Regions from separate parts of the Mus musculus genome. Here region 2 is linked to region 1. A link is a loop called in an ENCODE intact Hi-C map of the cell type or tissue named here. Cell type or tissue: left cerebral cortex. All regions are shown on one strand. Each heading gives the region's core, and the rest is flanking DNA. Links, peaks and the distances in the headings are about the cores only. Region 1 has its middle 18 kb from the start of Gm12108. Region 2 holds the start of Gm40823 (a long non-coding RNA gene).

Region 1 (15,661 bases), core at 5,748-10,747:
ATTGGTGGGGGAGATGGACAGGAGAGCTAGGTGATAAAGGGAAGATAGAGAAGAGTCAACATTCCAGGAGGCAGGTACCTGGTAGTGTGCTGCCCAGTGATTGAAGGCAAACCTCTCTTAGCCATCATTCGGTACCACTGTGCCTGTGGCACTGTGCATGCTACATTAGTGCTATGCAGTGCTGTAGGCTCGTGTTTAAGGAAGGCCAACCTAGAAAGATGCTCAGCACTACCTTAAAAAGCAGTTGTCCTTCAACTAATAATACCTTCCATGCCTAAGCTGCTTAGCAAACATGCTGCTTGTTAAATTATAATAATCTTATGAGATATGAATTATCCCTGGTTACAGATGACTGGACAGAGGTTCAGAGAAAGCTCAAATAATGTGTGTACATTCACATAGCTGCTTGGACGGAAGCCCAGATATGAGCTCAGCAGTCTGCCTCTGCCACACATATTTTGTTTCACCATGGTCAAAGCTCACCCTCATAGATGTTAGCAACTATTTCAAAGCCTAGGAAATAAACTTGGAAAAACAAAAAGTATGTCTCATTCTCTAGCTGCAGACTGAGAAGTCCACAGAGGCTGGGTGACATTGGTGCAGCCGGCTTTACTGCATCATGTGTGAGCCATGATGTGGGGGCTGAGAATAAAACCCAGGTCTTCTAGCCAGCTGCCTTCCTTTGATTACTTTGGCCTTAAAGCAATTACTGTCGTGGGGTTGAATTATATCTTCATACTGTTCAACTAGTTCAGGTCCTTAGAATGTGTGACTCCATTTGGAAATTAAGTCTTTATTAACAGTCAAGAAAAGGTCAATAGAGTAGGCCCTAATCCAATGTGGTTTCCCTTTTATTGTTTTGTTTTATTTTGTTTTGTTATATTGTAGGAGGGGGCAGGTATACATGCTGCTTATTGCCCAAGTGTGAAGGTCAGAGAACAACTTCCATCATACAGGTCTTAGTGAATGGAACTTAGTTCTTCAAGCTGGGAAGCAAATGTGTTAACTTGCTGAGCCATCTTGCTGGCCCCTTGTTGAATAGTATGAAGAAATGGTTCAACCCACAATAGTCATTACCCTTAAGGCCAAAGTAATCAAAGGAAAAGGGCTGCAGAGATGGGTCAGTGGTTCAGAGCACTGTCTGTCCTTCCAGAGGACCTGGGTTTGATCCTCAGCAGCCAGATCATGGTTCACACATGGTTCTCAAAAAGGAAACTTTGAACACAGAGAGAGATGGGTACACACACAGGGCCAGCACCATGTGAATATGCAAGAGAGATCCAGGGGATGCATGTCTAGGTAAAGAATTGCCTAAGCTTGCCAGCCAAAAGCTATAATCATAGTATGCAACAGACTCTCCTACAGTCCAAGTAAGAACTGACCCGACCCTTCCCCCGACCCCACACCTGCCCTGCAGCATCTCCATGGTGGACTTCAAGCTTGCTGTTGTTGAGCATCTAGGGAATTCTCTTTGTTCTAGCAGATAAACAAGATACACTCCATGTAATTCTTACTGTCAAGGCATTTAACCTTGGGACTTGGTTTTAGAACCTTCTATACATGAACCAAACGCACGCAGGAGTGCACACAGGCACCCACACACAAAGTTTGTGACATATGTTGGGGTGAATGCGTAATTATAACATAATGATGAAATATGCTGCCGGAGAGACTCGGCTTTGAAATCACAGCAAAGATTGGCTGTGTAGGATTCGCTTTACAGAGAAACATTTTGTCAGGTCTGGAGTGGCGACTTGGCAGTTGAGAGCACTGGCTGCTCTAGCATAGGACAGGGGATTTGATTCCCAACACGCACCTAGTGGCCATCATAGTCTCTTCAGATCCCCGCCTGGCCTACTTCACGTTAGTTGCCTATCTTTGTCATAACCTTTATGGCTTTGTAATTATTAGAAATCTGCTGCCGGGCTGTGGTGGCACACGCCTTTAATCCCAGCACTCGGGAGGCAGAGGCAGGTGGATTTCTGAGTTCGAGGCCAGCTTGGTCTACAAAGTAAGTTCCAGGACAGCCAGGGCTACACAGAGAAACCCTGTCTCAAAATAAATAAATAAATAAATAAATAAATAAATAAATAAATAAATAAATAAATAAAATAAAAAAGAAAGAAAAGAAAAGAAATCTGCTAGCAGACTAAGAAACAGAAAATAAGCTCTGTCTGGTAGTGGAAGGCATGGTTTATATTCAAACTTTACCTTTCAAAGGTACTACCAAGAGGCTGGAGAGACGGCTCAGCAGTGAAGAACAGTTGCTGCCCTGGCACCCACATCAGATGGTTCACAACTGCCTGTAACTCTAGCTCCAGGGCCAGCACCCTCTTCTGGGCTCCAGAGGTGTAAGGTGTTAGCTGCACTACACATACTACACATACCCACACCAGGACACATATTTATTAAAAACTAAATAAATTAGATAAAAGTTCTACTAAGATGGGGAGGGGTTTCTAAGAGGCAAAGCAAAACAAAAACAAAAATCTGAAAATGGGGAGCCCCTTCATGTTTCCCAGAGGATACAGGACAAATCAGGGTTCCTTTTGGAGGTTACTAGCCTTATTAATAAAATAATGTATTAATTGACTCAAATGGAAGCTTTAATTTTATTAAAATTCAGAAGAAAAAACGTCCAGAGCAGGCAAGTTGTAAATCATGGCACCTGCCTGAAGGAGGAGGGGGGAGAGAGAGAGAGAGAGAGAGAGAGAGAGAGAGAGAGAACACTGTGCTTGATTTAGACTGAGAAAGGTGGGCAGACCTAGCCAAATCTCGGTTGCTCACAGATGCTGCACCAGGAGGACAGGAATAATTTTGGGAAGGAAGAGTACAGGATCTCACTATGGAAATATTATCTCACCTGTCTCCTTAGTGTGGTTTAAGGTAAGCCCACCTTCCAGGGTGGTCCCTTGGCCAGGTGACTGACCCAGCCCAACTAGACTGTTAAGTTTCCACTTATGCCAGAGACTGTTCTCTCACTCAAAGGAGTGTTTTCTTTCTTTCTTTCTTTCTTTCTTTCTTTCTTTCTTTCTTTCTTTCTTTCTTTCTTTCTTTCTTTCTTTCTTTCTTTCTCTCTCTCTCTCTCTCTCTCTCTCTCTCTCTCTCTCTCTCTCTCTCTCTCTCTCTCTCTCTATTTCTTTCTTTCTTTCTTTCCTTAATGGTCCTTTACTGGTACTGTAACAACACGAATCCACATAAAGACTATTCTTTTTTCCTAAATTTCCATACATTCTGATCACATTAAGGAGAAACTTTTCAGCCTATTTCTACATTGCCTTAATGAAGGTCTGCATGCCTCACTCCAGTGTGGGATGTCACCTAAGCTGAGTTTACACAGTTTTAGTCATGTTTACTTTCAGCATTATTTTAGGATAGACTATGTGAGTTTATGTTTACAGTTTTAATGTGACATTCACCTTTTAATTTTTTTAATGATTTATTTGTTTTTACTTCATGTGCATTGATGTTTTGTCTACATGTATGTTTGCGTGAGGATGTCAAATCCCCAGGAATTGACATTACAGACCGTTGTGAGCTGCTACATGGGCACTGAGAATTGTACCCAGTTCTTCTAGAAGAGCAGCCAGTGCTCTTAACTACTGAGAGCATTATCTCTCCAGCCTCATGTTTTACCTTTAAATAAATAAAAGTTTTGAGTAACATATCTGGTCAATTGAAGTAAAGAATTAAGCAAATTATCAATGTGATACAATGATATGGCTAAAATAAAATATCAGCTTTCAGAAAGATAGTTGGGAAATACAAGCCAGGAAGATGGTGGACCATCCCAAGATGTCAAGACTTAGGAAATGGAAAACAAAGACTCCACGAAGCCCTCAGTTCCTCCCAATCTGTTTCTGCCTGACTCCCCGCATCTCTGGCAGCTCCCTCAAACAAGCTCACTGTAACAGAAAGTGGCTGGAAACAACTTCCAATTTTGCAGCCATGAGGGAAGTGATTAACTGCTTTGCCTTCAGTTCCAATTTATTGTCCAGGGGTCAGAATTACCACCCAGACATGGACACAGGTAACTTCCTGTCTCGTGACTCAGCTCAGAAGTCAAATGTGAGATCCAAGAAGTTCTGAGGGGCCAGAGAACAAACATTTGCCCTTAGACTGGAGGCTTTTTTCTTAGTGAAGAGTTCCTTCCAAAAAGTTAATAGATGAATCATGCCAAATAAAAAGATTTGCAATATCTCAAACTGAACAATTATTGGTGTGCAATATATAAAGAGCCCCTACAAGTCAATTTTCAAAAGAAAGGCACTCAGTAGGAACCAAGAAGGTGAAGTGTACTTTCATAGGAGAAATCTACAGAGCTAAGTGGCACCTGAAGCCAGACTCAAACTCAGTAGTCATGGTGGCAGTGTAGTTGTGAACAGCAACACGATAATGAACTTTACCTATTAGAAAGACAAACAGTGATGAATATATAATTCCAAGTGCTTTCAGCCCACAGGAACATCAGGTTTTGGCCACGGACCTCATAAGCACACACAAGATCTTCAAAGGAATGGATACTAGATGTCCTCACCCAGGCCTGTGTGCAAGGGAAGAGAAGACTAAAAAGAGAGCCCGGGTACTCATCACAATGGGTAGCCCTTGTGGCACAGACACTGGGCATCTCCCTCAGGAGCCAGAATCCATAAATGAGAATGAGTGCAGGCAGCCACATGGAATAATCTCCATGAACTGAGGGAGAGAAATGGGTAGCCAAATGGCATTAATGGCATAGTCCTGTTTATTTTTCTAAAATGCACTACATGCAAAACAGGATGTTACCTAGCTGGTTAAAATGATACCTATCTAAGGCCATACTCACAACACTGTATCCTGGTTACAAAGAGGGATGAGGTGATGGTAGCAAAGAACCAGAGAGGAAAAAGAGAAGTTTAAAGGAAGGGAAATGGTGGCCAGGCTAGCAATCCCGGGTGCCTGCTCACAATGCCTGTTTGGAATGCATCTGAGAGAGGGGTAAACCTGGTTAGGAGGTTATTGGTGCAGCTCGGGTGTGAAGGTAAGAGTCAATTGTGGCACTGGTGGAATGATGTCAGTGGATGCAAGAGAAGAATAGGAATGGTGTGGCATGTGATGGAGTGAATAGGGGTGAGAAACATCAAGAGTACTTCTAGTGTCCATTGTACTGTGTTGACATCATTGGGACAGTGGACAGGAGTGGGATGCTCAGGTGCCCTTTTGTTTGCTGCTACAGGAATAAATCACTGCTGTGTCCAAGGTGAGGCATGGAAGGTTTTTATTGCAGATAAACGTTAGACAATACATCCAAGCACCTTCCTTATATAATGGTACATATGCTGCTTTGCTGAGTCAACCTTTAAAACATGGCCGAGATGACCCAACAAAACAAATTTCTGGACTCAAGAGGAGAGCAAATAGTATTTATATTCCAGGAAAACTAGGGTTTCAGCAGACCCAGAATAAACATGAGGTTTTCATTTGGCATTGGAAGCAATTTGAAGCTGGGATTGAATTTGAAGTTGGGATTTGTTTTTAAATCTCTAAATTACCAGTTGTCATTTGAGTGTAATATTTTATTCCCCATTGGCTCCATCTTGAGTAGCAGGACTGTAGGTCCTTGGTAAAACAACACCAGAGTCTTCTGAAGGAGAGAAATGGCTCATGGCAGTTACCAAAATCTTGTTTCTCAAACTTTTGACTCACATAGCAGTTGGCAAATCCAGGGATGGAGGGCTGGGTGAACATCAACTTGACTGGAAAGACTCAAAGATCAACAACACTCATTTTTGGATGCTGCATTAAAGTCCACAAAGGTTGTGGTGGTTTGAATATGCTTGGCCCACAGGGAGTGGTACTATTAGGAGATATGGCCTTGTTAGAGGAAGTGTGTCACTTTGGGGGTGGGCTTTGAAGCTCCCCTCTGTTCAGAAGAATTGGTTTTTCTCCTGGCTACGGTCAGATCAAGATGTAGAACTCTCAGCTCCACCTGCACCATGCCTGCCTGGATGCTGCCATGCTCCTGCCTTGATGATAATGGACTGAACCTCTGAACCTGTAAGCCAGCCCCAATTAAATGTCCTTTATAAGAGTTGCCTTGGTCATAGTGTCTGCTCACAGCAGTGGAAACCCTAACTAGGACAAATGTCTTGCAGATATTAGGATGAAAGAGAATAAAAACCAAGCAAGAGGTAGAGGAAGGTTACTGGGACTACCACTGGAGTTTGCAGCTCTAGCTCTGCCCCAGACTTCACAGGGCCTTGGGCACCCTACCTGCATGGACCTTCCAGAGTCTCACCTGTTTCTTGAATTATAAAATATACTGATTCTAAGAAAAGGTCTCAGAGTGCTTTCCCTACTGGGCCCCATTGCTCTCTGCCCTCTACCCCAGCTTTTCACTTGCTAAAACTCTTACCAAGTAGACAAATATCCCCTCCCATGTATACATTCCTTTTGAACAGACTCGATGCATGCCTTTGAGGTATTCTTTATCAGGTATGTATCTAGTCATGAGGGCCAGGCTCTACTCTATGAGTGAGGAAAGTAAATGACAGCAGAGGCTGAGGCTGTGTGTCCTGGAAGCAGTGTGAGCAGCTGTCGTGCTTTAAATGTAGCATATCCTCCATAAGTTTCTGTATTTGAATATTAGTCCCAGGAGGCAGCATGTGGCTTGGGAGTGCCTCAGTAGAAGAAGTGGCTGATAAGAGGTGACCCTTAAGGGTTGTCACTCAGCACCGCTTCCTGTGGAACTCTCTGTTTCCTGATTTCCAAGATGAGAACAATCTGAACAACATGCTCCACAACCAAGAGGGGAACCATGTTTCACCATGCCCTCCTCACCAAGATGGCTGGTCTGCCACCATACCTGCCTGGAGGCGATGACTGTAACCTTGAACTGTGAGCAAATTCACATACACACACATAAACACACACACACACACACACACACACACACACACACACACACACACACACACTGAGATGCTGAGCTTGTCGCTATCTGGTATTGGGTCACAGTGCTGTAAGAGTGACTAAAATACTGGCTGTCTCTGTCTGCCCGGAGCAGCCCTAGTAGCAACACAGAACATTCGGGATGTAGTGTGAATATGCACTGAGTGTGTCCCCTAAGAGTTTGAGCATTAGAAGTGTGGTGATGAGATCATAGAAGCTTATGGAGGAGCCTGTGCCTAGGTGACCAGATGATTTGGATATTGGCCCTAGAATGGACTAATGTCATTTTCATGGGACCCTAATTAGTCCCTGTGTGAATAGGTTGTTGTGATGGGGCAAGCTTGCCCTGTCTGATATGTTTGTAAAAAGATAAAGAGAGAAGGAATATGTTCTATGGAGGTGTAGTCAGGTATGGGGGAAGAGGGTGCCTCCGCAGGAGGGCCCATCCCTTCACAACCACATGACGATGGTATAGTATAGAATAGAGTTTATTCATTGCATGGGGAGGGGAGTAAAGAGGGTAGTAGAAGCAGAGAAAGACAGAGTGAGGGTGTAGAGGCCTGCTATGAGCATGTGGAGAGAGCAGGAAAGGAGAATGGGGAGGGGGGAGAGGGAAAGCAAGAAAAAGAGAATGCAAGAGAGGAGCAAGAGAGCAAGGAGGGGGCAAGCAGCTCCTTTTACAGTGAGTCAGACACACCTGGCTGTTGCCAGGTAACTGTGAGGTGGGGCTTAGACAGAATGCTAACACTGTCTCTTCCTCTAGTTCTATTCCATCATGTGATCCCTCACTTTTGGGAATACAGCTGTGTAGGCTTAGATTTTTATATTTTTATGTTTAACACTACTTTTAATAAGGATTCTGAAATGCTTCAAGCCCCTTCTAGCTCACCAACCAAAGATAGGAAAGAAAAGGTGATAAAAAAGATCAAAGAGATGTGGCCCTGTATAGAAGTAGTTTTTTTAAGGGTGACCTTAATCTCCATTTGTCAGGATAACAGCAGTCCAGTTGAGTAGTATCAGGATACCAAACATGACTCAGCAACTATGACATGATCTAGCACAAACAGCCAGGCCTCCACGAAATCAGCATGAGTGATCGAGTGATCAGGAGCGACCAGGACCAGCCAGGGACACCAGGAGAAGTTTTTTGCCTTGCCTCTTTCAGTGAAGTGAAGATCAGCAAAGATGAAGACACAAGACCAACAAAGCATTGCAAAGCTAGATATGCAAGGGTGCTGTCACTGTCTGTTGAGTCCTAGTTATACTTCTTCCAAATATCACGTTCCTCCCATGGGTCTTCCCTCAGCAAAACATCACGTGAAGTGGCCTTACCACGTGAGTCTGTATCAGCAAGACACCACGTGAGCCTGTATCACCTGACATATCCAGAAACGTCCACTTTACTCCTGCCATGATAGCACTGACCACATAGTGATATAGCCAATGCCCTCATGAAGCCAGAAGATGCATGTGCCATGTTCTCAATCTCCAAAAGCTGTGAGGCAGCCTGCTTTCTTAATATTGCCCAGCCTCATAACAGCAGGAAAGCTAATAGTCTTATATCCTAGGAAATGCTTCAGTCTCAGATTGACGGGCATCCCAGAAAAGTAGAGTCTGAGATTTAAAATAGTGGCTGTAATTTTTCAAATCTTGTTCTCCTGTTAAGTAAATATTTTACCATGCACTCAGAAGTGTGGTCCCTCCCCCTCTCTTCTCAGTATCTCCACCTCCTCCTACTCCCACCTCTCAGAAGACTCCCAGAAATCCTTGAAGCATCTTGTGGAATTTAGCTTAGAATCAAAGCATCTTGGCAGAGTCTTCCTGGTGATTCAGCAAAGCACCCACGTCTCTGATTGGGCACACAGTCAGATCACAGTTCCTGGTATTCCCGATGAACAGGAGTGCTTTGTGACAGGACTCTGGCTAGTAGCAAACAGGCACACAGCTGGAGGCCAAAGCCATGGAAAAACTCCTCCTTCTGATGTTTTAGTCTCTGTATCCTCCAGCTCAATGGAGAAAATTCTAAGAACCAGAGTAGGGTGATATACTTAATGGGCAAAGACCCTGGGGCCTTGGGTCACTGCTTAGCTGAGAATTACTGTTAGAAGGTTCCTTCATGGGCTCTCCCCATTTCTGCATGTCTTGTGAGAATAGGCACTAAGAGCCTTCATTCCAGAGAAGGCACTTACAGCCTTCATTCCAGGGTCTGTGAATAACAACCCTGGAAGATAAAGATGGCATCTACTTCTGGAGCAGAGGACAGATTCACTCACTGCCTGACATAGTAAAGACAATGTTCCCTAAATAGTCAAAAGTCATCCAAGTTTACCCCACATTGCAAAAAGCTAAAGCCCCTTCCTCCGTTGTGTTAAGCCTTGGTAAGGTGCCCACCTGGGTCACTTTTGCTAGGACAAACTCCAAGACCAAAAGAAACTTAGCTAAGGAGAGGATTTACTTAGCTTGCATTTCTAGGTCCAGGTCTATCACTGAGGAAGTCAAGGCAGCTCAATTAGGAGCTGAATCAGAAACCATGAAGACGTGCTGCCTCCTTGCCTTTTCACTGGTTCATGTTCAACCAGCTTTTTTACCCAGCTGGGGACCACTGGCCTTGGGGATAGTACCACCCACAGTGGACTGAGCCCTTCAACCTTAATTAGCAATCAAGTAACCTACAGGCCAATCTGATCAAGGCAATTCTTCATTTGTGGTTCCCTCTTCCCAAGTGACTCTACACATTGACAATAAAACCTAACCAGAATATAGGGCAAAAGAAACCAAAGAGAACATGATGCCCTAACCCTTGGCTGTGCCCCAGGGGCCCTGTGTTTTCTGCCAGGAACCACAATATGGGAGAGATTAATACCGTGCACTTCCTGTGCAGACCAGATGTGACTAAAGCATATTGATCCCCCTCTTCTTCAATCCTCGTTCCCCATTTCTCCCTGTCTAGGGGACTCCTCCCTTAACCTGGGACTGAAGCTACAGAGGAGAGCACTTCTGGGCTGTACAGCTGCCCGGCTTCCTCCTAAGCCTTTCTGCTGTGCTGGAGCAGATTCCCTTCCCAAACATTCAGGACTTCCAAGGTTGGAAGTGCAAAGCAAGGCAGCTTTGGGCTCCCATATTGATCTCCTGAGGTAGGCAGGACTCCAGGGAGGGCGAGGGAAACAATGGGACAGACAAAAACTAATATGGGAACCAGGAGGGTGGGGGAATTCACTAGTTTCCTAGGACATCTCACCGGAAAACAAAAGGCGAAGCTGGTTTCAATAGAAAGGGTGTCCCGGGTACCTGTACTGCTGACATCCACATGGGGTTGCGTGCAATTCCTGTGCAAGGAGTTGGTGCACATGGCAGGTTCCCCCTCATCTGTTGAGGTGACAGACATGTGTCCCACCTCCCATGGTTTCCTTGCACCCAGCAGCTTTCTTCCTTTTTTTTTCCTTGTTTTGTGAAAAAAACCTTAAGAAGAGATGGGCCCTCTTGATTTTGAAGGGCGGGTTACCATGCTGGGCCACAGATCAGTCATCTCTGAAAGCCACTGAAGATGCTACACCTTTTGGTGTACGAAGATTTAATTCTTCATGTAAAAATAAGCATGTACATCCATCTCACTAGTATGTAAGTTTGATTTCATCTTAATAAACGGCAAAAATATGTGTGTCACACTAGTGTTTAAAAATAATTTCTCTATGCCATATCATCAATAAATGTTTGATTCACTATTTTATACCTTTTACATTTTTATTTCATTAATTTATTTTTTTTACGTTTTGCCTTCCTGTATGTTTGTGCTCCACACGCATGCCCGGTGCCTTGGAGGTAAGAAGATGTTGGATCCTCTGGGATTGAGGTTACAGATGACAGTGAGCTGAATATGGGTTCTGGGAATCAAATATTCAAATATTCCTCTGGCAAGAATAAGAAATGTTCTCATCTGCTAAACCAACTCTCCAGTTTTATACCTACTTTGTATTTCTATTTTATATGCCTCTCTACGTACATCTGGGGTCATGCAGAAAATTTTTTTCAACCTAAAGAGGTAGCAAGTGGAGAGAGGTTAGACCTGCCTTCAAGGGTGCCGTCCTTGGGACATGCATCTCCAAATGACGTTTCCACACTGGATCTGAGTCTTCATAAAGCTGAAAATGCTGAGTGCTCTCACCACGGCCAACGCAGTTCTCTCACAAGCAGAGAGACCCAGTGTGTAGGCCCCAATGGGGAGCGAACGTGGGATAGATACCAAGGAAAACTTCTGAACAATTGCTGTGACATCTTCCTAACAACGGTAGTTAGGACAAAAATAACCCTCACCTTCAAAAGCACATCCCCAGACAGCGATTGCACTTGAGCCTCTGAGGCTCCGCGAGACCTTGAGCGGTTCCTGGAAAAGGTGGCTGGGACCTGTGGCCCTGAAAGGCTGGTCAGGGTCCCAAAGTTGATCTGTCATTTTGGGTTCCAATTCCAGAATCTGAGTTCCAGAAATGGCTCTGTGAGGAGGTGCCAAGTTCTCAAGCAGTAGATGTACAAAGAAAGAGAATAAAGATTATGGGATGGGAGGCAGGATCTGCAGCCTCTGTGGTCCCCACTTCAGCTCTGCACTCATGGGATCACAGTCCTTCCAGCTTACCTAGGCCCTCTGTCTGCATACTGCCTTACAATATCAAACACATGCCCAGGTATTTCTCCTGGGTCTCCTGGCTTGATATGGCCCCTTGACCTGACACTCTCAGCCACACTCAGGGCTAGACCTAACATCTGTACAGACTGTCACTGCACTGAAGGGACCCAGGACAAAGAGCTACAGAAACTAGGCTGTGGTAACCCTCTGAGGGGCTACTGTTTGGCTCCCAGCCACAGACAGCTGCCTCCAGGCTGGAGAAGCTGGTATTGGCCAAACAGATCTGTTTAAATAAGGTCTGCTTCCCTGTGCTCTGGGCCTTGGAGACTCAGTGGGGCAAATCCTGGAGTTACTCAGAAATGACTCTGAGGGGCTTCTCTCACACCAGGCCTTTGACTTTGCTCAGGCCTAGAGGCCTCGGTACAGATATGGGTGGCAGTAGAACTGGCATCATCCGGTTGCCACAATATGTCAGTATTCTGAGCAAAGCTGGTCCTCTTGAAATCTCCCCAAGGCTCCAAGGCTCTGAAATGCAGAGAAAAAATATGTCTTCTCCAAAAACCAGGGCTTGTGGCTTCGGGGCATATGCTCAACTCCTGCCACAACCAACACTTACTTTATGGATGTGCCTGAGATAGAGAGAAAGACAGAGTGTTTGTTATAGAAGTTTCTCTTTGAAGTAGCTTTTGTATCAGGTAGAGCTAGTTTATGCCCTGTCTCCACTGGGTATCCCAAGGGATCTTGGGCATAGCTCTTGCCCTCTGGGCATCTACTTCCTCATCTGTGAATGGATTTGAACTTTGAATATTAATCTCCCTGAGCATCATCAGTCCTGGCTGTAAACTGGGAATCAGCAGCGTCCTGAAAACTGTGAGTACCTAATACATGCCCAGTCAACCCTTCTTGGACCTAAAGGAATTGTGAGGAATCTAGGTCCCACTGAGGAGCTGGGGACTGGGCCCCCTCTAGAACTAAATGTTGGATATATCTGATCGATGCCTGCAGGAAAGCCCCACTCCCAGAGACTGGCTGTAACTCCTTTCTGCCTTTGTTTTAATGCCTGCTGTAGTCTGGCTCTGCAGTGATGCAGATGTGGGTGTTGTTGCTAGGCAACTGGGCTACGGCACTAATCCTAGGAGGCCTTGGTTTCATTGGCTGCCTATTCTGAAGCTGCTGATAGTGTTGACTTGGAAATGGCTGTAAAAATGAGATGAGATGATGTCAGTACCAGGGTACAATGTTTGTGTGGTGGGACAAAGAGGCCACTCATTCCATAACAGCCCCAAGGTGCATGCTCCTGATGACTGTTGTTTTACCAATAACAACCTCAGGATGTAGGGAGGAAAGTGGTTGTGGTGCCAAGGAATAAATCTACATGCATGTGACTTCAGAGAGGAGGGGAAGCTGGGCTTTGATGTCCTCCCTGCTTCACCCATTGTCCATTGCAATGCTTTAAACGTAAACCAGATCATGTGTTCCTGCCGCAGCCCACTGTCTGTGTGAGTAGGCTAGACCGTCCTATATGAGACTCAGTGCTATGGGACCCCAGAGGGTTGTTTACACCTTCGTTCACACTGCTTCTCCCTCATTCTGCATCTGCTGCCTTTTCTCTAAGTGTCCTGCTCTTGCTGTCCTCATCACAGGTCCCCCACTCCCCTCCAGGCTTCAGTCAACACCCACCCCACTGCCGCCCACCGCAGCCCTCTGTGAACCTCCCGGCTTTTGAATTTCTTTCTGCCCATTCGCATAACTAACTCCTCTGTCCATGAAGTTCAACCCTGCTTCACCATATTACACTGTCCCAGCCTGGCAGATAGGGGAAACACAATAGATCCCTCCTGGGTGAATGTCTGAGAAGTAGACGTTTAGTTTATGAATGCCTCCTGGGACCTTTGATCTGACACTTGAGGTGAACACTTCTTTGATATCTGATCTTCCTCTATTATGGGCCAAGTATGCTGGGGACACTCTCTCTTGCCATTAGCCTATTTTATAGGTGAGGTGCTTGAGATACAAAGACAGGAAGGAGCTTACCCAAGGTGTCCCAACTTGTGAGATCCAAGCCCAAGTTTCCTGGCTCTTCTGTCCTGCTCTGAGGTCAAGATAAGACTAGTGCGAGAGCCAGGCATAGCGCCACACACTTTTAATTCCAGCACTTAGGAGGCAGAGGCAGGAAGATCTCTCTGAGTTTGAGGCCAGCCTGGTCTATTTACCAAGTTCCAGGTCAGCAGGACTACATAAAGAGACCTCCCCCACATCTCCATAAATAAATAAATAAATTTTAATGTTTAAAAAAACACAAACCCTAATGGGATGTTTGACATTGTATTTGAGATACTTGTGTGTCAGTATCTGGTGTGAGGAAGCTGTTGCAATACTCAGGGAGCTGTCAAGGGCACATCAAACATTCTAGTTTATGTAAGCACTCCTAAAACGGGCATGAAAGAAGTGTAATTGTAAAGAGGGGCTATCGGTAAAGTCTATGGCAGTCCAAGTCAAGTTCTCCTTTAAGCCAAACATCAGATTCTATGACTCCCATCAGAAAACTGACAGATGGCTACTGAGGCTGACAGAAAACAATGTCACAGAAATATCAGGACAATTATTTCCCCAGAAATCTTCAAATCTGTTTTGAAGATCTTGCATCAAATTAGGAAGGGCTACATATTTTTTGCTGTTCAGGGTTTAGACGATTTGCTAAAATTCATAAATTCCTTTCATCCTTGTGGTATTTTCATTCATTCTCTTTGGGGGCTGTTATGATTTGAAATACTGTGTTGGTAATTTGTTTGTCACCTTAAAGACAAATGTTAAATTCATGTAAATAAGCAGTTAGATCCACTAAAAATGTTAAATCTGTAAGCTGATTTTCATTGTCAAGTTCTGGACAGATTTTGGTTTTGAAACCATAAATGACTCCATAGCCTGTCACAAATTATAAGATCTTTCCAACACTGGGCCTCCACTGCATCATCCTAACTCTGAAGAGCAAATGTCACCATAGTCAACATGACCTGACTGTGGCGTAGTCCTGGGCAGGAGATGATTTCAACCTTCATAAAGCTTTTATGAAGTTCAGTCTTGATGCAATGCACACCATGGTCCCCTTTTAAAGGTTTTGTGCCTGAATTTCTGCACAAGCTTTAAAATGACACTTCACTAAACATGAGTTTGGGGTTGCTATCATGCCATTGTCTATTTATCTTATGAGTCTCTCTCTTCAACTTACAATATCCAGGTCCCATCATTTACTACACCAGACATATTTACACGGACAAAAAAAATCACTTTAATATTTTTTAAACTGTTTTGAATATATCTCCTTGGTTCTGAAGAAGCCAGTTCTTTGGTGACATATTCCCATTGACACCTCTGGCAAAGACCATGTTTGTGACCCGTCAGCACGGCCCTTCATTACCACAGTATGGAATTTTAAATCAGCAGTTCTACATCAAACATATTTCAACAGATTTTGAAAATCCTTCCACACTCCTGGCCATAGTCTGGTGACTTTAAAAATAGCCCCCTTTTGTGGGCCTGAAGAGGGGTAGGGGAAGGAGGGGGGAGGGAGGATAGCCCACGTCTGACCAGAGTTCCTCCTGTGCTCTGGGCAGGCAGACTCAGGAGGACTGCCAGACACTTTCCACTTGGCTCCGGGAGGGCATCTAAGCCACTGACCCCACTCGATGGGGGGGGGGGGGCAACAAGGGGCAGCCCCGGATACCAGGGGCCCTGGGGTGACACACTTGGCCCCAGGGATATGGGAGAGAGGGCAGCGGGAGAGAGGTTCCCACGCAGGCAAGAGTCCTTAGTCCAGTCCATGGCTGGAGCACAGGAAGGCCTTCCATTGGGAAATTAGAAACGGCTCATTAGGAGAAAGCCTATCTCATTGTCCAAGCACAGCAGGCCTTGATGAACAGAGACAGTCTATGGTTTTAGAGCTTTATTGTAGAAAGGCAGGGGGAAAGAGAAAAGGTAAAAGAGAGAGAGAGAGACTGGCCATGATCAAGAGGAGAGAAGGGGGAAAAGGAGAGAGAGAGAGAAGAAAGGCTATAGTAAGAGAGAAAGTAAGAGGGAGAGAGCAAGGAGAGAGAGTGAGAGAGGAGAGGAGAG
Region 2 (15,661 bases), core at 5,727-10,726, 74 kb after region 1:
AGAAAAGCACACAGCTGGGTCTAAGTCAGGAGAAGAAGACCTATCTGCAATGTGAGCCGCACAGTCTATAAATCGAAGGTTCGAGTGAAATAAAGAAGAAAAGGAAGAGCCCATTCGTGCAGACACAGACTTCACTCTCTTTGTGCTTCCCAGACACCGACTCACCACACCTCTGCCATGATGGCTGAGCTCTCTGAAACCACTAACCAAAGTTTCTCCTTTACATTGTATTCTCTGGCTTAGAATACACTGCCAGGCTACTATGTTTGTTCTCTGTGTTTCTGCTAACCTTACTCTGAACTCTGCCGTATGTGTGGGACAGCCGTATTACCAGCTGCCTACGTTGCCGTGCATAAAACAGCAGTGGAGTGGCTGTGGAAGTGCTCTGGGGATAGAGACATGAGTCCACGTGAAGGCAAGAGCTAGGAGAAGGGGGAATGCCCCTGTGTGGCAGTGAAGCTGTAAGTGCCAAGCTGAAGGGAAACCGGTGTCTGGATAGACAGAATCTAAGAAAGGGGCCATATTTGTGTCTATCAGAAATGTCCTCGCTTGCCACAAAACCGCTCTGCAGAGCCGGAGCTGAGCCGGAGCTGAGCCGGAGCTGCCTCTGCCTGTTGTGATGTGAACTATGCGTCTTGGTCGTTACCTTCTGTGGTGCTTGGAGATGTTACGCCCTCCTGTATCATCCTTTGCAGGGCTCTGATTGGGCAAAGGCTTATGGTACCCACCAAGACGCCCCCTGATCTTCCTGGAGAGGGGCTGGCTCACTCCCAGGACTGGTTTACAGGCTATAGTTGTCTGGAGCTTTGAGGAAAACTTGAGCAATCATCTGATTTTTCGGGTGCACAAGGAAATTACATAGTCCCTGTGGCTGTTACTATTGTACCCACTGGTGCCTGTTATGCACCATACTCTCCACCAGGGGTTGTGGGGGTCAGGGTGCAGACTGACATGTGAGTGTGTGTGTGTGTGTGTGTGTGTGTGTGTGTGTGTGTGTGTCTGTGTGTGTCTGTGTGTGTCTGTGTGTGTCTGTGTGTGTCTGTGTCTGTGTGTGTCTGTGTCTGTGTGTGTCTGTGTCTGTGTGTATCTGTGTGTCTGTGTGTGTGTCTGTGTGTGTGTCTGTGTGTGTGTGTGTGTGGTATGTCTCGGAATTTCAAATGCAGATAACTGCTCATGCCACTGGAAGGCAGATAAGATGGATGGTACAGCTGCTCTTTGTCAAGGGCCCTGGACTCTGGGACAGCCTGTGGAGGAGGCTGAATATGGGGGACACTATGACTGGAAAGTCTTCAGTTTTTAAAAAGAGATCAGGAATCCACAATGTGTTTTCTGATACTTCAAATTTTTCATACTAGAAATTATGTTTTAAAGTGAGAAAAGGAATGAGTGGTTCAATAGAATACAACCGTGGGCTCCATTCATTAATCCACTCTTAATCTTTAGAAAATAATTAATCCTTCAAATCTATAGGAGCAAAGTCCAGATCTGCCTGGGCACCAAAGTGCACAAATGCTCAAGTCCCTTGTATACAACCATGTGGTGTCTGCATAGAACCTAATACTTCCACCCCTATGAGGGACAATCTCTGGCTTACCTGTGGTGCCTAATACTGTGTAAACGCCATGTAAATAGTAAATAGCTACTGGCCTGTGCTAGGTTGTTTAGGGAATAATGACAAGAAAACACACACGTTCAGTACAAGCACATTTTTTTTTCAGGCTTTTTTTTTTTTTTTTTTTTTTAATTTTCAGCTGGCTAAATCTGCTCATGTGGAACTTACAGACAGAACCTGACCCAGTTTGCCAGGACTACTAACTCTGGAACTAACTCTGGCTAATGTCCCACCTTACACAACCCAATTTGTTTCTTTGTGTTTTTTAACAGGCCAGAGTGTTTGGGTTTTTATAGAGTTACACAGCAAGTAGGATAGAGAGAGAGACAGAGAGAGACAGAGAGGGAGAGAGAAAGAGAGGGAGGGAGGGAGAGACAGAGAGAGACAGAGAGAGAGGGAGAGAACTATGTAAGAGGGGGCATTATAGGGGAAATTGGGCTAAGATTATGTGGGATAAGAAACCCCATAATAGGCTGCCTTATTTAGGGTTTCCATTGCTGTGAAGAGACCATGACCAAGGCAACGCTGATAAAGGAAAACATTTAGTTGGGGCTGGCTTACAGGTTCAGAGGTGCCACCATTATCATCATGGTGGGCATGGCAACGTGCCGGCGGACTTGGTGCTGGAGAAGCATAGAGTTCTACATCTTGACCACAGGCAGCAGAAGGAGACTGGATTCCCCAGGCAGCCAGGAGGAGGCTTTCTGTCCACACTGAAGGTGACACTTGAGCAGAGACCTCAAAGCCCACCCCCACAGTGACACACTTCCTCCAACAAGGCCACACCTCCTAATAGCGCCACTCCCCATGGGCCAAGCATTCAAACACAGGAATCTATGGAGTCCAAATATTCAAATCACCTCACGAGCTTTCTTCAAGTTGGGCAAGGGTAGGGGATGGCTGTTGTCATTTTGTCCAAGTCCTAAGGCATCAGAACCAATAAGAATGTGGAAGCTGCTGGCATAGGTCTTGAAGGATCACAGACTTGCAGTTTGGGTATCCAAGAGCAGCAGAGAATGTGTTTGCCTGCTTCCAAAGACAAGCTCTCCTTACTTTTGTTTGCAGTCAGCCTTATGACTGGTTGAAGGTGCCTACACTGAGTCTGGGTGGATCTTTCTTGCTCAGTCCACATAGTCAAGTGGCAAGTTTTTCCATAAATATCCTCAAAGACGTACTGAGGAATGACAAGTTACCTGCTCCCTGGGTATTCCAAATGCCAAGGAGCAACAAGACTTCTCCATGTCTCTGCCCTCCACGGTATTTGTGCCCCCTTTAGTCCAGGCCAAGGAAACACCAGATCTTTAAATGAACTAAAGCTGAAACAATACTGAGTTCAAACCGCATTACCGAGGCTCTTATCACCTCTGGGCAGCTTCTGTGAGGGTCATCCAACCGCTCCCATAGTCAGAGACCCCTGAACCTGCTCACTAGCTCTTCCAGTTAGGCACACTTGTTCTCTTGAGACCCTGAGCCTTGTCAGGGACTCACCTTGTGTTGTAAGTACCCTCACTGCCTGACTTCTATGGCTGGACAATGTCTACTCATTCTTAGAAGACCATTTAAGGAACTTCTTAATTTCCCACCAGACAGCCCTAATTGAATGTTCGGCTAATGGTGGCGCATACCAATGGAGGAAGAGGCAGGCGAATTTCTGAGTTCAAGGTCAGCCTGGTCTACAAAGTGAGTTCCAAGACAGCCAGGGCTACACAGAGAAACCCTGTCTCAGAAAACCAAAAAAAAAAAAAGACTGACACTCCTTGAGCCTCTACACCCTGCCTCAGTAGATCATCAGTTACTTAAAGGAAGAGGCTCAACTCTGAGCAAATGATCCAATGTGTGCATGTCCTCACATCCATGCAAATCAGCCAACAGCCTCACTGTGGGTAGGAGTGCCCCACAAGTTCAGAGCGCAAGCACCTAGATGCTGATATCTCTCATCAGCGTGTTGACAGAGGGCAGAGAGCTCCAGAGCTGGAAGCAGACAGATGTGGCTGTTGTGAGCATCAGAAAGAGATGGCTCATACTATCAAAGAAAGACTCTTATAGCATCCTCCAATTCTGGTTAGTCTCAAACATTATTTCTTTTATTCTGATTTTTTTAAAAAAATCTGTACAAGTGTTTTTACCTGCACCTTAAATGTTCCACATACCTGCAGTACTCATAGAGACCAGAAGAGGGAGTAATATCCTCTGGAAATGGAGTCAGGAATGGTGGTGAGCCACCATGCAAGTATGGAAAACCAAACCCAGGACCTCTGCAATAGCAGCAAGGACTCTTAATTTAACCACTGAGCCATCTCTCCAATTCCTCAACCAATCAATGTATGAGAGTGAAGACAAAATGAAGAAGATACTAACTTACAAAACATTGAATTTCCTATATAATTGTTTATGATACTCTCTTTAGGCTTCTTTAAAAATACATGGGTTCTTCCCTTCTTCTTCTTCTTCTGTGGTACCAGGATCCGCCTCTCCTCTCAGGTGTGTGGACATCGCCAGTACACCACTGTAGTTCCAGGTTCCACCTTTCCACCGGTACAGCAGTTTGGAGAGGACAGGGCTAATTACGGAATGGATGGATGGAGTCCTGAGCCTGCCTCTCCCTCCTGGGCGTCAGATTCTGCTGTCCACCAGGCTGAAGGGGGTTGGGGGTTGCGGAATTCAGAGTCCGGAGTCCAGGTCAAGCAGGAAGGATCCTAGTCCTACTAGGAGCATATGCAGAGGGATTCAGGGAGTAGAGAGAAGGCCTTCTCTGAGAATCTGAGTGTTATGGCTCTTTTAAGTGAAGGCCTTCTCCAATGATCTTTAATGAAGCAGTTCTCTGAGATGATCTTATGGGGAGTGAGTTTGAACACATACATCACTTTATTGGGGGTGAACCAAGGGTTGGGTAGTTCTGTGGGGGGGAGGGTGTGAGAATATTCAGGGAAGGAAAGGCCACTGAAGGCTAAGGCTACTAAGATGCTTCATTAGCATGGAGAGGTGGCCCAGGTGCTGTGCCACTTAGCTGCCGAGGCAGGCACGGAAACAAGGAAGGAGATAGCTCCACTCCTGCCGGTCCCAGGGTGAGTCTAATCTCAATTGTTTATATTTCCAGGGTTTGGTCATTCTCTACCTAGACAGTTCTGTGCCCGTTCCTCTTGCAGCACGGTCCGCATGCCCCATATTCCCCTTCCTGCTCTGGATAAAAGACGGAAAGAGGACAAAGCAAGTCAACAGAACCCCTCCGAGCAGCTCGGCTCTCTACCTACTAAGTCCAAAGACGGGAAGTAAGTAAAAGACAAGATTTCAAAATCCATGAGTAAATGTGTCCAGTAGCCTCATAGATACAAACAACATTAACTCAATTTAAGTCAGCAACATAGATGGGAAACTCACCACAATGGATGAGACATGCAGGAATGAGGATGAAGAAGTCAGCACACACTGGGGACAGCAGGATGGAGACACGGCTCAGTGGTTAGATAGGCAGCACCCTTCCAGAAGACCCAGGTTGAAGTCCCAGGACCCACAGAACAGCTCACATCTGTATGTAACTCCAATCCCAAAGGACCCAGTGCTGCCTTCTGGCCTCTGCAGGCACCAGGCACACACATGGTACACAGACATACATGTAGAAAAACGCTCATACACATAAAAACAAATCAATAATATTTTAAAAGGAGAAAGAAAATTTCAGGAAAAAAAAAGACAATGAAAAAAATATAAATAAACATCTTGGTGGACGACATGAGAACAACAGTCTCAGCCATGTGGGGAAGGAATGAGCATCAAGGAGGACACACAGCTCTCAAACATCAACAAGGAGAAAATCGCAAATGAACACTAGGGTATGATCAAATGACCAGACTGTGTCAGTAAGACATCAAATTGAAAACAAAAGTTTTTAGAACTAAAGACATATAGAATCTATTCAGTGAAATTATGCTAGAAAATTTCTCAAATTTAAGGGGCTGCGTGATTGGGAGCGCTTACTGCTCTTCAAGAGGTCCTGAGTTCAATTCCCAGCAACCACATGGTGGCTCACAACCCTCTGTAAGGCAGCTACAGTATACTCATATACATTAAATCAATCAATCAATGAAGAAGAAGAAGAAGAAGAAGAAGAAGAAGAAGAAGAAGAAGAAGAAGAAGAAGAAGAAGAAGAAGAAGAGATATTTTAGAACACCAAATATATATGACCAAGGAAGACCCTCTCTACAATATGCTACTATCAAGATTTCAAAAATACTAAACAAAGAAACAATATTACAAACTGTAAAAGTAAGCCCATCAAATCCCATCAAAAGGCTGACACATCAAAATAATATTAGATATTTTATCCGTGACATTAAAAGTCAGGAAAGTATGAAGGATGAAGTGACAATACATGTGTCACACACAGTCTGTGACATGAGATACAGCCTACAGCTATCTCAATCGAGATATTATCTAGATTAGATTGGCCTGTGGGTGTGTCTGTGGGGGACTGCCTTGATTACTTCCAGTGATGTGGAAGGGTTCAACTCACTGTGGGAGGAGCCATCCCTGTGGGAGGAGCAATCCCTTTAAGGCAGGTGGGCCTGAGTTATATAAAGAAGCTAGTTAAGCTGGGCATGGTACCACACGCCTTTGAACCCAGCACTAGAAAGGTACAGGCAGGTCAGCCTGATCTACATAGGGAGTTCCAGAACAGCCAGGCCCATGTAGAGAACCTGTTGAGAGAGACAGAGAGAGAGGGGGAGGGGGAGGGGGGAGGGGGAGGGGGAGAGAGCGAACAAAATGACCTGTGAGTGAGTCAGAGAGCAACCCAGCAAGCAGCATTCCTCTAGTGGCTCCTGCCTTCAGTTCCTGTCTTAAGCTACCACCCTGACTTCCCTCAGTGATGGACTGTGACCTGGAAATATAAAATAAAATGAACCCTCTCCTCCCCTAAGCCTCATGGTGTTTGTCAGCAAGTTGGAAAGGTAACTAAACTTACCAGATGGTAACTTTATCACAGCAATTAAAAACAGGTCCGTTATGGGAGTCAGCCTTTATTTTTTTTTATTTACTTTATTTCATCATATGAGTGTTTTGGATGAATGTATGTATGTGTACCATATGCATGCCTCATGCCCCAGGAAGCAAAAAATAACACTGGATCCCCTGGAGCTAGAGTTAAAGATAGCTGTGAGCCACCATGTGGATGCTGACAGCTGAATGAGGGACCTCTTCAAGAGCAGCCGGTGCTCTAACCACCGAGCCATCTCTCCGGCCCCTCAGCCTTTAATCTTCCTTTCTCACCTTTGTATTCTAAGGGAATACAAAAGCCCAATCTCCTAGTAGCAGATGAAGATTATCGGCAGGAACTCATGATGCTGACACTCCGGTGCCTTCTGTCTGAAATGTGACACAGGAAACAGTGTAGACAGAAGATGGTCAGAGTCAAAGATAGGAAGGTCTAGGATCTACCTAAGAGTCTAGGATCCATAGGAACTTTGAAGTCAGTCATGTGGTTTTGCTTTATAAGGTATGCTGAGTTTACCTACCCCAGTTGCAAACACATCTGCATATCTCTTCTATTTGGCTCATCACTAGCCAACATAACTAGCTGCACCCTCTGATCTATAGTCCACTCTAAAGAGTCTCATCTCAAAGCAGAACGATTCAGTCAGTTCTGGGTTTCCTCACTCAAGTCAAGGGTTTCTTTGCTTTCCCACCCATGTCTGGTTCTTAAGTAGCATCATGTGAGATGGACTATTAGTTTCTGGGTTTTTCTAGGTCCACTTGACTCCCCACTACTCCAAAGGGTCCTTGGCCATTGTGGGACTGAGTAATCAACTTGGAAGTAGAACTGGTTGATTTGGCTAATAGGTTTACAGGATTTCATCTATGACTGGTTGGCCCTGTTGCTTTGGCCCTATGAAGAAACAATATGTTCTGTCAGGGGACATGTGATAGAGCAAAGTCATTTACCTAATTGCTTGGACACACATACACACACACCACATGCACAGAAACATTCACAAATACACACACGCGCACACACGTATACCACAGAAGAAGGACAAGTTTACTCCCACAACCCTCTTCTGCAGCATACCCTCAGAGACCTAACAACTTTACAGTAAGCACCCGTCAGTCCAGATGAACTCCCCTCCCAATGTTGCCATGGGCTCATTAACGTCTTTAATGTCTATGGGCGTTTGGAGGGCATGTCACGTCCAATCTGTGACATTGTGAGTGTCAAGGGTGTCGTTGCTGCCAAACCACATCCTCACCAGGCCCAACCTGTTTCCTGGTCCAGTCTCACACTTAAGAGGAATTTTCTATTTTGTTGCTATTGTGGCTTCCTTTTTTATTTTTTGGAGCCTGACTGGCCTCAAATACACAATCCTCAGCCTCCCATATGTACCACCACACCCACTAAAAACAGGAAGATTTCTGATCCCAAATGTTGAGTCCTTGTTTCTGATTCTCTTGTCTGTGCATGGCTTATTCCAGCTTCTACTCCACTGGGCCTGGCGCCTAGGGGCTGTATAAGCTCTCCACCGCCCTGGACCCACAGAGAAAGCCAGGAGCAGATCTGTCCTCATTCAGATGCCCCCATAATTAATTCACATGCTCTGGGGTCTGTTCCAGCCCCTACTTAACTGGGGGTGAGGGGGGGGGATGGGGAGGCAGGTATATCTAAAAGATCACTGGTATATGTCTCTGGCCATCTTTCATCTGTATGATTCCCTGGTCACATTTCAGACAGAAGGCAAGAGAGTGTCAAGATGGGCACATGCTCTTGCCAGGTTTTTGTTTGTTTGTTTTTTGGGTTTTTTTTGTTTTTTGTTTTTTGGGTGGTTTTTTTTTTTTTTTTTTTTTTCATCTGTCACGAGGAGCCTGGGGCTTTTGTTTCATTGTTTTATTAAGTCTTCTCTTGAGATACTTGTGGCCCGCTTCTTGAATGGAAAAGGGTGGTGGGGGGGGAACATCTGTGAATGTATCAAACTCTTTCAGCTGTGGTTTTCTGTGAGGGGCAGTGACTGGAGTGGCGAGGCCCAAGGCATGTGACATTCCCCATTGTCTTGCTTCACATTCCCAGGTTCCTAAGCGGCAGCCCAATCTGCAGGCGAGGCAACGTTTGCCAGAGGCTGTGCACCGTTCAAACCTGGCACGGGAGAGCCGGAGCTGAAAGTGTGAGGAGGAGGAGGGAGGGAGAGTGAGTTTTGTGTCTTTGCCCGAGGCTGTGTTGCCACACCATCTGGAGCCAGGAGGAGAAGATGGAATAAATATAAGGTGTCGATGTACAGAGCGGAAATGCATGAAATTGGCAGGAGCTCGTTCATCATCCTGCAAATCTGTCTTTACAAAGTGAAATCAAAATCAAGCCAGTTTGAACAATATGGAGGCTGAGCAGCTCTTCCAAGAATAGCTAATGAAAGGGAGGGGGAGGGGGAGGCGGAACCCTACAGAAAATATGCAAATGTATGAAATTGGCAGGTTCCGTTGACACTTTAGTGTGATTAGTATGCTGATTGGTGTGCTTTGGAAAGCACTAAAGAAGGATCATATTGTTTTAGGGAGAAAAAAAATAATGAAAGCCAATAAAGAGCCCAGAACCTCCTAACGGGGAGGCTCCAGTGTGTAGTCAGCTGGGCCCCGGTGAATAGAGAGAAGAGTCCTGAGTAGATTCTGTCTACACCACGGAGCCTCCATAGAAACACGCCAGCACACTGTATTCATTTACTCATTCATTCATTCATTCATTCGTGCACACAACAAGGGCATCTACACTTTGCCTAGCACTGTGCAAGATGCTCAGGACACAAAGGGCTCAGATGCCTTCTCTGGCTCAGGGTACTTTCATAGAGGACGTCTGTTGCATCTCACAGAATAACAATTGCTATGTGAGTGTCTCTGCCACATGATGTAGATGCTGGGCAAAAGGGAGAGTTCACACTGAGACAGTGCAACATATTAGGGGTTATGGGTAGAGAGCTTGAAAAAGATTCACAGAGAATGACATTCAAAATTGCAGACTCTGGGAGCTGGAGAGATGGCTCAGCAGTTAAGAGCACTGACTGTTCTTCCAGAGGTCCTGAATTCAGTTCCCAGCAACCACATGGTGGCTCACAACCATCTGTAATGGGATCCGATGCCCTCTTCTGGTGTGTCTGAAGACAGCTACAGTGTACTCATATACATTAAATAAATAATATTTAGAGAGAGAGAGAGAGAGAGAGAGAGAGAGAGAGAGAGAGAGAGAGAGAGGACTTTGATGGATGCATGTGGAGAAGTAGGCTAAAGGCATTTGAGGCATAAATAACAGAATACCAAAAGATACAAACTCAGAAAAGTAACATTTCCTGGGCTTGGCAAGGTGCCACTTGAGTAGCTCCTCTGAGAATACCCACCTGAGAGCAGCTGGGTGTGGGAACCCTTTGGTAGGCTGGCAATTTTTTCAGCCTGCTGGATATTTGGGATCCTTTGAAGATAACTGTGACTGCTTTCTCTTCACACATTTCCCAGAATTCTGGAGGCTAACTGAAAGAGTAAGCCTATGGCAAGTGGACCATGACTGCACACACATTGCCTCTGTACCTGCGGCTGAACCATGACACGGAGAAGAGTTGGCACTGAGGAGCTTTCTGTAGTTTCCCTTTTTAGGGTGGAGGCCTCAGGCGCCTCTGGGGCAGTAGGACTAAAAGCAGGGGAAATTCATAGGGCCCTTGAAGTTCATGGATGGGAGGGTCTCAGGCATGCAACCCCTAGGAATTGCCATTTTTCATGGTATCACCCCAGAGGGGATCTGAGGGCCCCCAGTGTCCCAGCATCTTAGTCTCTGGGGATCTTGCTGGCACCGATAGTACACTGCATGGTAAGCCCATTAGGCAGACACTCTTAAAGCCAAAAGCAAAATCTATTGCTGGCCAGCGGCTACATGAGGAACTTGCCCAAATCACACAGTTCTGAACCTTATGGCCCTCGGTCTTTTATGCACAAAAAACCACGTCTTGGTTGTCACACTTTAGTTAGCAAGAAGCAGAACTACAGAAACTAAAAGGCAAAGTTAGTGCACTTAAGAACTTTCTGGAACTATGGACTAGATCTTTGTGGATTCGGTCTTTGGTCCATTGTTGGCAGGCGTTGGGGCCTATGGGTTAAATCCTTTCCTGGGGTTTCTATTCTGACTTTCATTGGTTAGGTTCCCAGATAAAAGACACTCAGAGCCTTTATATTTACAATAAGCCTTAAACAGCACAGGAGTTGATCATTTACCTACCCTCTAGGCTATTAGAATCTATTTCCTATTAATAACCCCGAGTTACTACTTATTATGTTTCATCTGGGCTGTTCTTAACTCCAACTGGCCAGCCCTCAAGGCCAGCTGCACCCCTCCGCAGCTCCTGCCTCCAGGTTCCTTGCCCTGTTTGAGTTCCTGAACCGACTTCCTTCAATGATGAATTACAATGTAGAGGTGTGAGCCAAAAGAACCCTTTCCGCCCCAACTTGCTTTTTGGTCATGGTGTTTTGTCCCTGCAATAGAAACCCTGACTAAGACACTGTCCACTTAGCAAAGCAACAGCAAGTAGGTCCCCTTGGGGACTATGTCCTCCACAGCTGTGGGCTTTGACCAGATTTACAGTGGCAAGTCTGAGTCTCTCCTGTGTAGTGGCAAAAGCAGTCGGTGATCCCTGCAAAGTGTCAGGCCACTATCGCACCAGTGGGTAATCTGCCTGGTAACCCACACTGGCTTAGATCCTTACTGTAGTCCACAAGCTTCTCCCGAGACTGTTGAGTTCTCTCCCCTGGCCAGCTACAAAGCTGCCCTGTCACTCAGAATGCTAGCCAGCGTGGAACAACCGACCTGCTCGTTTTCTGCTTAATTTCTCTATATCTTTTAACCAAAGCAGGTAATACCTCCATCGATAGGGTCTTATCTGGTGAGAACCAAGAACAGCAAGTGCCTGCATTGCTTTGAAGGGCCTCTTCCATTCAAAGCCGTCAGCTGTAAGGAGGTGACTGCTCCTGGCCCTGCGGCTTTTGTTTATTAAGTATTCCAGAAACAGCGTTCCCCAGTGATGCAGCCACTCCTTTCAAACGTTTTAAAAATTCTTTAACTGGCTTACAGATGGCAGGTTTCCATATGGCTGAGATCTCTACAGTCAAGACAAATGTTTCTACCTATCGGTTGCTTTCCTGTGGTATGTCATAGCCACTCAAAAGTCTCAGTAATAGACATGAGGATGTAAATCAGCCATTCTGGGAATTCCAAGAGCTTCGCCTACAGGAGGCCATTGAAACTCACTGATGATCACATCCCCTGATGTAAAATGGAAGAGTGTCCGCACACAACCTAAATACATCTTCTTGTGCATCTTTAACCATCTCTAGATGACCTGATATACCTAATAAAATCTAAATAGCTGTTACCCTGCATCGTTGGTGGGGTGGTGATGAGGGAAATCTGCACATGACCTAAAGAGGTGTGCTTTTCTTTCTTTCTTTCTTTTTTTTTCCAAACATTTCTCATCGTTGTGGGTTGAATCTGTGGCTGTATCTAGAGGGCTGACTGGAATTATATCAGCTGGGTGAACAGCATTGGTAGGGAGCTGCACCGTCCAGTTGTAAGGGAAGAGAGAACAAAAGGGCAGGTTCCGGGATGAAGGTAGGATTTTGGGAAACCTTCCAGGAAGAAGAAAGGAAGGCTCCTCCTTTGGTACCCCCTCCCTCCCCTCTATAAAAAGGACATGGCAACATTTCTCCTTTGCAGGGATGTATGAAGTGATGAGAGGGACCACACGCAGCAATGGGTTCCGGGAAGAACAGCTGCCTGCAGAGCTGAATCGGGATGAGGTGTGGAGCAGGCTGGGCCACTGGAGGGAGCTCGCCTTCGCTGAACTCCTAGCTGCATTGTCACCTGCGCACCTAGCTCAGGTACCTTGTGAAGCACTCACTGCCCGGGTTTTCCAGACAGGGAGAAACACCAGTGCTAGAAAACAGGCTGGAGAGCGCCTCTAAGGCTCTGGAAGCCTGCACAGGCTTAGCCAACAGGGAACAATCTGGAAACACAGAAGTGGTGCAGAGATGGTGTCGTTCAGGTCATGGGGCAAGAGGTGATGATGGGGGACCGAGGGTGGGGTCCATAATCAGATCTTCCCAGTCCCCTGTGCTCAGCAATAGATGAGTCGTGGGTCCTGACCTGTCTCCAGGTGTTGGAAGTCCAGGTGCCTCCGGAGGTTCTCCAAGCTCCCTCTGGTAAGGGCTTGTTCAGTTCTGCTTTTGTGTGTTACACTTAATACTGTCAAAAGCAATCATAGCCGAGAGTGGGAGACCCAGCTTGGGGAGAGCCGTGCAGAGGTACCCAACAGTGGCCAGTGATGCCTGGTTCTGTGTGTAGGAGAAAAAAGGAGGAGTGGGTAGGAAGAGCCATGAGCTAACTCTGCCTGAAAGATGAAAAGCTATTTCTTCGCTTTGCCAGAGGAGGAAGGCAGCCTAGGGAGAGGGGGCGAAGGCACTAGCGACATACGGGTGCTGACACCAGCCCACCGCACCCAAGGCGACCGTGCGCGCGCGCATGCTCTGCCCCCTGGTGGCGAGGCCGCTCTGTGCACACAGCCCACAGCTCCTTTGTTCTGAGGCTGCTGTTGTGCTTATCACTACGTATTCTGCAGGATCTGGGCAGGCAGGACTGGGTGTGCTAGAAGAGCCCGTGAACCCGAGTTCCAATCTCCAACCGTTACTCCAAGACCTCCAAGTCGCCTCAGAGTTTCGGTTTCAGCAAGACCAAAATGGAGGTGAAAAGCACAGGCTTGATTGTGTTATGAGAAGCTGGCAGGAACCATCCTACTCCACCCAATCGCCGGTGTAGCATTTTAGAGAGTATCTGGGGTTGCTACCCACCAACCTACTGCCAGTTCGTTCTCATGCCACTGGCTCCTCTCCTCCTTCCTTCTCGCCTTGGAAGCCAATTTAGTGAACAAAGAACACATTTTGTTAATTGAGGACGCTCCAGGGACCTCACTGAACCTCCCAACACGGTTTCTAAGCAATGCCATACTCTTTTTGTTGTTGTTGTTTTTTGTTTGTTTTGTTCTTTGAGACAGGGTTTCTCTGTGTAGTCCTGGCTGATCCTGGAACTCACTCTGTAGACCAGGCTGGCCTCGAACTCAGAAATCCTCCTGCCTCTGCCTCCCGAGTGCTGGGATTAAAGGTGTGCGCCACCACGCCCGGCAATGCCATACTCTTGAGCGGACGCTGAAAGAACGACACGTCTCTTACCTTTAGCCTGCATCCTCAGAAGTGTGTGGAGGTGGGCTTGTCTTCATCTCTTCCTAGAGACAGATCCGCCACTAATCCACCTTGAAACCATTTTAGGTTCTATTCTGACATGGGATGGTGGGAAAGTGAATGAGAAAAAGATAGGAAGGAAGATAGGATAAAAGAGAAGCGAAGAGAAGATAAAAGGTCCCTCCTAGGGTTGACAGAGCAGAATCCTCCAGGCCTAAAGAGCAGGTGAAACGCATGATCAAACCACTGAGGCCGGAAGTCTGGCATCAGTGCAGGCAGGCTGGGTCCTTCTGAAGCCCCTCTCCTCAGCTCTCTGATGGCACCATCTCCCTTCCTCCTCACTTCTGCCCCGTCTCCTAGCACCTGTCCTCATGAGGACACCAGTCATGTGAAATAGAGACTCAACGAACTCTTTTTAATTTAGCTGCCTTCTCTCTAAATGCAGCCACATTTTGAGATGCAGGGATAAGAACTTCAACAGAGTGCATTTTGTTGGGGCATGGTTTGGCCCATACAGAAAGGCGGGAAGAGGAGGGTTAGAGAAGAGCCAGAATCCATATTATATAGTGTTGCCTCTGGCCAGCGTTTGGATGATATCCCTGTAAACATAATTGGGAATTTCAATGTCAGGAAATTTCTAAGGAATATTTGGATCTCATCCCACCTAGATTCACACTCTGACCCAATGGAGTTCTCGTCCCCCCTGTATTAGCTCTGCTGTCCCCACACTGTCCACTTTCCTTCCTTACTGTTGTTAGTGCCTCACCTTGACTCAGCTGTAAACCTTTGATGTGGGTGAAAACCTTGTGGCCCTTCTGCAGGGGGTTTAGGTAGCCCTAGATGTGAATCCAAGGTCTGCCATCTTAAAACTGTGTGTGATTTTGTTCTTGGAGAGGTATCTTCTGTGTACCACAGTGTCTCCCTTTGTGAAACTGCCATTGCAGTGCCTGCTCTTTAAAACCAGGTTAAGTATGCTGGCGGTGGTGGCACATGCCTTTAATCCCAGCACTCAAGAGACAGAGGCAGGTGGATTTCCATGAGTCTAAGGTCAGCTTGGTCTACAGAGTAAGTTACAGGAGAGCCAGGACTATACAGTGAAACCTGTCACTAAATATCAAACAGGGCTCTGGTCCTTCCTTCTCCCAGGGGCTGTTTTGCCACTGGCCCATGATGACAAAGAGAGCAGGGGTTCAGACGGCCTAGAGGGTGACAGTGACAATCATATCCATCCAGGATCAGCTTCAGCCAGGGAGCTCAATAATTTTTTTGTTTGTTTGTTTGTTTTTTTGTTTTTTGAGACAGGGTTTCTCTGTGTAGCCCTGGCTGTCCTGGAACTCACTCTGTAGACTAGGCTGGCCTCGAACTCAGAAATCCACCTGCCTCTGCCTCCCAAGTGCTGGGATTAAAGGTGTGCGCCACCACCGCTCAACGAGGGAGCTCAATTTTATTTGGGGTCAATGATGCTTATATAAAACTTTGAGGAGGGGATAGGAATATGCCTTTGCCAGAGTGGGCAAAGACCATTGGCTGAAGACTAGGGTTCCTGGATACCTCATTAGCATGTGGAGGCATTCCAGGAATCTCAGATGCTTTCTGAATGGGTTTCTTATCAGGGGAAAGGGAGTTGAACTTATAATTTCTCTAAGGGCTACATGACATTCCTCAGGGAGGAGGTGTGAGGTCTGGGGTCCCCCCAAACAGAGAAGAGGAAACCTCACTGACAAAGGGAGACTGCACTTTTGCACCAAGCTCAGGGTTTTCTGACAAAGACTAGGCTAAGATTAAATGTAATGAAGTTGGACGAAA

Evidence for each region. Hi-C counts contacts between places; a loop is a spot of excess contacts. Peaks named below come from ENCODE experiments on the same cell type or tissue, not always from the same donor. Only the 100,000 strongest peaks of a DNase experiment are listed, where the experiment ranks them.
Region 2: it touches region 1 in a loop (7-fold over the local background); 2 of 42 quality-filtered maps call a loop at or near these places.

What each region holds. Positions count from the first base shown.
Region 1 is chr11:32,074,943-32,090,603 of GRCm38, forward strand. No RefSeq gene overlaps it. Among named protein-coding and RNA genes, the nearest start is that of Gm12108, 18 kb to the right of the region's middle. In left cerebral cortex, for the core only: no CTCF peak of the experiment used is centred there; a DNase peak (open chromatin) is centred at 8,720.
Region 2 is chr11:32,149,210-32,164,870 of GRCm38, forward strand. It overlaps Gm40823 (a long non-coding RNA gene), which reads left to right and starts at 12,102. Exons shown (of 4, transcript XR_872353.2): 1 at 12,102-12,233; 2 at 12,339-12,502. In left cerebral cortex, for the core only: no CTCF peak of the experiment used is centred there; a DNase peak (open chromatin) is centred at 8,842; H3K4me3 peaks cover 234 bases; H3K27ac peaks cover 506 bases.